Regions from separate parts of the Mus musculus genome. Here region 1 is linked to region 2. Evidence: chromatin loops called from intact Hi-C (ENCODE). Cell type or tissue: left cerebral cortex. All regions are shown on one strand. Each heading gives the region's core, and the rest is flanking DNA. Links, peaks and the distances in the headings are about the cores only. Region 1 has its middle 2.1 kb from the start of Myo3b. Region 2 overlaps Gad1os (glutamate decarboxylase 1, opposite strand).

Region 1 (2,915 bases), core at 110-2,609, 520 kb after region 2:
GAATCCAAGCCAGCTATCTTCATGGCCCTGTCTGTCGTGACTAAGGGCATCCCTGGGTTTCGTTCAGCTTGGGTCTTTCTTGAAATCATATTTCTGAGTTAAGAGTCTATTTGGAAACAGAACTCAGGCAGTGATTCTAACAGAGATATTCATATTCCTTACTAAGCCCTGGGTGTCTGAACAACAAATGGGGAATTCTAAGGCATCCACTGCAAAAGACAGCCTCCGCCTAGCACTGGGTGAACCAAAGACTGGGGGGTTGTTTTACTTATCACAGGGTCCTGTTCTGTAACAAGGGCACTAGGTGCCCCATACTGGCCTTGAATTTGTGGTCAGTCCTCCTGGCTCAGTAATCCCAAGTACTGGGATTACTGGCACAATCCTCTAGACCTTGCTAATTTATTATTATTATTATTATCATCATCATCATTATTATTGTTATTATTATTATTTCTGATATTCTTAAGGTAGGTACCACAGAGCTTTACCTAACCTCTGAGAAGAGCTACAGCCAGCAAGTGCTAGCCCTTTAGGGACCCTTTGAGGCAGGTTCTAGAAGTATAGAGAAAGCTGGAACTTGCAGCCAGTAGTATGGCTGACATTATTTCATTAGCACACTTTGTTAACATATATTATGTTATGATATATGTTATATATTATGGAGCCTATTCATATCCCATGTTGCCATAGTAATCATGACCATAATATTATCCATCTTGATCCTTAGTGGAACCAGTCAACTTCCTCTTCCTATGTCTGTTCCATTTTCCCAGGACCTGAAGTTCCTCTGGTCCCCATCCTCTGGTTGCTGCTCTGTTTCCTGTGTGGTCCGTGTTTCCTCTCTTCCCATCTTTTCTGTAAAGCTCTTCTATCGGGTTCATCCTAAGCCCAAACTAGCGCTCACTGTGCATGGAGAAGAGTCCAGGGAACAGAGGACATCGCCATCACTGTTAATCTTGCCCACCAACTTGGTTAGATTGAGAAGCACCATGTTTTTGTCTATGAGTGGTCTCTGAGTGTTTTTTTTTTTTTAAGATGAATTTACCCTGGATGTGGACAGCGCCATCTGGTGGTCGGGTCCTGGATAGACTAAAAGGAGGGAACCAGCCAGTGGCCGGTCCCCCTCCTTCACAACTACCGTGGTGTGAGCAAGCTCTTGACTCTGCCGCAGTGCTATGCTGTGGTGAACAGAGACCTCTGAGACTGTCAGGCTCTACAAATCCTTCTCAAGTTGCTTCTACCAGGCATGCGGTCACAGCAACAAAAAGTCCAGCATAGCAGTAAGTCAAAACAAACCCAGAAGCAAGCTAGCAACCTGGAATTTGGATCAAAGGCTTCAAATTCTACTTCTAGAGCCCTCATTTTAATTTGAAAAGTAGCAGATTCATCCATCCAGCCATTTGTTAGTAACCTGCATGAATTCCAGGTGACAGCTCAGTCCTTGTGGTTCTGAATCATTTCTGCATGAATCATATTGATGCTATTTTCAAACACCTGTACAAAATCCCAAATTATACCTCTGAAAACAGGAAATATAATTTGCATCGAGAATAGACTGATTTAAACCCAAACACACCTGTGCTCCAGCTGAACCTTGTCCCCTGAGTCATGTTAGGTGAATGCGTTTTCATGGACTTGCAAGATTAATCATTGAAACTTTTTTTTTTAATTTCACTTCTATGAAGCAAAAAGTTTTCTGAACAAATATATTCCAATTTCCACGACAAAGCAAACTGACTATAACATCTAGTCTAGGAACTCAGAGTCACCAAAAAAAAAAAATATTGAGAACTGGTCCCATCTAGAAAAGACTTCAGGCTACAGGGATCATTTAACGCTATACTAAATGGGCCCAGAATTCAGTTTGGAGTTCTTAGGACCATTGCAATCATCATTTCAATTAGTCTCTTCACCTGCCAGTAGTTCCTGCCTGTCTACTTGCCTTCTCTCTTACATATCTGAGAGTTTAGACACTTTTAGAGCTTCCTGTGAAACTAGTGTGCATGACTTCTGGGTGTAGTGGGATAAGATGTAGCTGTCCAGGTGCGTTTCTGACAATGTGCCTGTGGTGAGTGACACAGGCCAACTCTTGTCCCAACCAATGTGGCTTCTTGGATGCTTTACTGTTCTTGCTTTGCTTTTCTTCATCTGGTTTCTGTGATCTGGTGTCTCTCATCATGTTCTACATCAATTAGGCTGGTGGCTTCTCTCTCTCTCTCTCTCTCTCTCTCTCTCTCTCTCTCTCTCTCTCTCTCCCCCTCCTAGAGTTAGTTCTATGTGCTTCACTCCTTCATCAAACATCACTTGAATGCATACAATATCAGTCACTTATGTCAATTAACTTAGGAAAATCTTCCTGGGTAGCAGGAGGCAGAAAAGCCCTAGGACACGGACACGGACACACACACACACACACACACCTCATTCTTACAAAAAAAATTATGGAACATGAGGCCTCTCCCCAGCCCAGAGAAAACCCTGCCCCACAGGCTTAGTTTGGAGTGGACCCATTGTCTTACAAGGGGAGTGCCAGCTGCCAGACCCCACAATCCTCAACCCTGAATAAGCGTCTCAAAAAGCGAGTCTCTCTTCCTCTTCCTTCTCTTCCTGAAGCCCCCATATTTCTCTACACCAGGAGAAACTCCCTTGCACAACATTCAGCACCATCTTGGGGAGTATTATCACTGGGTGAGTGAGATTCCAACCATTTAATTCCTTAAACAGCAGAAATCCCAACTGTTCCCAGGAGCCTGAGCACTGAGTCAGAAAGAGCCCTGCTGCTTCAGTCTTTTCCTGGCCCCTGACATAGAACTGCCAAGACACTGGGTTCCCCAGCAGCAGGGATTTGTACGGACAAAAGTCCTTTCCCAACTTTAATAGACTCCTATCTTCAGACTTTGCTCCCAGGATAGGGT
Region 2 (2,915 bases), core at 236-2,735:
AACCAATTGAACGATATTAGTGACCATTTGATTTATATTATCTTTGCATTCATGAAGATGACATTCCGGTGAGCCAGAAGAAAGGTAGACTGAGGGACTCATGACTGGATTAATCTCTGATTATCTGCTATTCCAACTCAAGACTCTTGGGCTCAGCGGGATATTGAAAACCGAGGGCCTAGAAATCTACTCAGTTCCGGTACATCGAGTTTTGCGTCAAAGAGAAGACTTCAGCACCGAGGACAGCGCCTGTCGTTAGGGGCTTTCCAGGGTGTTCACTGCAGGTGCGGGGCCAACCTCCTGCCTCGCCCCAGGCTGGGCCCCACCTTCTTTTCTCTTTGCAATAAGAACTGTTTATTTTTGCCTGATGGGGATTGTAGGGTGAAGCGTCTCGCCCACTCCTTTCTTCCCCTCCTAAGAATTTGGACGGACGACAACTGTCCTTGGCATTTGGATATTTGGCTCTTCAGAAACAGTATTTGGAACCTATTTTTTATTTGGGGTTTTCATTCTTTTTAATCTTTATACTCCCAGAAAGGGGATGCTTAGGAGAATGGGGGTGGCAAAAAGACATCCTCTCCAGGGACTCGAACCGGTGGTGAGGGGTGGCCCGGAAAGGTGTGGTGTCCGGCCAGCTGTTTCGTTTGTATTTTGATTTAAGAATTAACGCTTTGAAGACATGGGAAAACAAAGCTCTAAGGCACAAATGGGCGGAGAAATACCCACGGCTGTGTTCTTTCTCCCTCCTCCGGGGCGTTGGGGGTGGCCCGCCGCTTGCTCTCTTATTCTGTCTACCAAGGACAAAGTTCCCTAGGTCAACAGTAACAAAGAGGGACAAACATACTACGTCCACTGTGCCCTTTTCCTGGGACATTTCAAAATACTTAGAACGTGTTCGGGGGGGCCCTGGGTTTTTTGAAAAAGAAAAAAAAATCTGGTGGGAGGAGCGTTAGGCGTGGAAGAGGCGCCCCAACCGGCTTCCGGGACTTCCCCCTTTTTGCTTAAAATATTTTTCGGTCAAGGTGAGTAGATAAGAAATGTCAACTGATTTTTGACGCACTTCGCCTTATTAGCTTCCAGGAATAGTAATTTAGAACCGTGAATTCTAGTTCATTTTAGCTGGGTCATAAAGGTTTTATCTAAAGTATTTACATTATGATTTTTTAAAGAAAGACTAAGAAAGGAAAAGGAAAGATGGCAGTGCTCGCCTTTAAATGGTTCTTTCAGGAGGAGGAGGAGTAGAGAAGCGTTTTAAGTCAGACTGCAGGTACTTTCGCTGTGTGTCCATACTCCGAGTTTTTCTGGTTTTCTTTGGAGGGCCCTAATACACACCCTATCCTAATAGAGAGCAGGCTGGAAAGGGTTAAAAGGGTGCGGGGGGGGGGCGCGGGGGGGGGGGAACAGAGCTCTAGAGAGGATTCTGGAAATTGCAGTAATTTCTCGTGCAGACCTGTTTTCTTCAAAAAATGTCATATGGCCGTTTCTTTTTGATAGTCCGAAGCTGAAATCGAACATAAATCGAGCAAACAAGCAGTACTGGGGAATTTGTATTATTTGTGTAAATCTAGAAACGCCCAGTTCTCGTCACCCCAAGCAGGCACACAGTGACCAGCAGGGGGCGATAGATTACAATTCCTGAGAACAACAGCCCCAAACAGCTGGTCTTCAAGGGAGCCTGGCAAGCTGTCTCCATTTCCCATGCATCCCCTGCCATTTTTTTTTTTTTTAAAAACAAAGCAGAATCTCTTTAAACGCTGAGAAATGCCCCAGATGTGACCTAAAACACCTAGAGTAGTGTGTCCCTTTGATGAAAGAGGACAGGCAGCGTGGCATCCGCTTCTTTTCCTCACCACTGTATCCTAAAGCTGAACTTAAGGAATCCTTTGATTGTAAGCTAGAAACAGCCTCACTGTAAAGCAGATAGTACAGACCTGAATACCGATGGGAAAGAGGATTTTTATTGGAACCCGAGTTGGTGAAAGAGTGCAAGACAGGAGACTAAAGTAATAGTTCATTTCTTTTTCTGATTAAAATACTAGGCATAATTCCTATTTCCAGACTCATTGTGTCTGGGACTATTTACGCGAAGGTTCTGAAGTGTTGTAACTTAGTCATGGAGAATCTGGTTATTTAAACTTGCGGGGTCAGGCGTGGCTCCTTCCCAGGCATTGACCAGTGCTCAGGGGGAGAGGGAACCTTAACGGGAGGGAGGGTTTGTTCTAACTGCTGAAGTTGTCAGTCCATTTTTTGTGAAGGGCTTATATTTAACAGCTCACTTGGCTTATGATGAGCATACTGTAGGTTTTCCTAACACAGTAAGGGGGGATCCACTGTAGTTCAGTTGGAAGACCAAAATCCTGTTTTCTTTTGACCAGGTTAGCCAGGGATCTTTAGATCCATTTAAACTGAAGTTTTTGAAGCCCGCATATATAAAGATTAAATAAGAATCATTATTTTCTTACTGGGACTTGATTCAACTTTACAGCTCGGAACCAAGCCCCAGAGTGGGAGGAAACTTCAAAGTTCTTCACCTCTCTACCCTTCCCTTGGTGTTGGGTTTAGCCATGGAATTTGCTTTGGACATTGGTACAAACCTGACCTTCAGACTCATGAGTGGTGTGCTATGCCCATCAGTATTACAGTTACAGCTGACAGCTTTAGTTTTTTACATCAAGAGGGTTAAAGAGAGCCAAGATGGAATTTAGAGCATGTGGCCTGGGTTGAGATAGAAAGGGTGTTTGGCTGGAGGCTAAGCATCATTGATGTTTCTTGAAGAAAATGTTAATTTCATGGCAAAATCTTTGTCAACACATTTTAATGTTTTTGCATTTTAAAATGACTAAAGCTAAGCTGTCCGCATTCCGGTGGATGGCCCTTACCCCCAAGAGCAGATGGCAGTACTAAGTGCTTTCAGT

The links. Peaks named below come from ENCODE experiments on the same cell type or tissue, not always from the same donor. Only the 100,000 strongest peaks of a DNase experiment are listed, where the experiment ranks them.
Region 1: a loop joins it to region 2, with 2.4 times the contacts of the local background. A loop is called at or near these places in 5 of 42 quality-filtered maps.

What each region holds. Positions count from the first base shown.
Region 1 is chr2:70,035,580-70,038,494 of GRCm38, reverse strand. No RefSeq gene overlaps it. Among named protein-coding and RNA genes, the nearest start is that of Myo3b, 2.1 kb to the left of the region's middle. In left cerebral cortex, for the core only: a CTCF peak has its summit at 1,082 (motif pointing left); no DNase peak of the experiment used is centred there.
Region 2 is chr2:70,557,033-70,559,947 of GRCm38, reverse strand. The region is part of intron 1 of Gad1os (glutamate decarboxylase 1, opposite strand); the gene reads left to right. Among named protein-coding and RNA genes, the nearest start is that of Gad1, 3.6 kb to the left of the region's middle. In left cerebral cortex, for the core only: a CTCF peak has its summit at 1,610 (motif pointing right); DNase peaks (open chromatin) are centred at 368 and 1,622.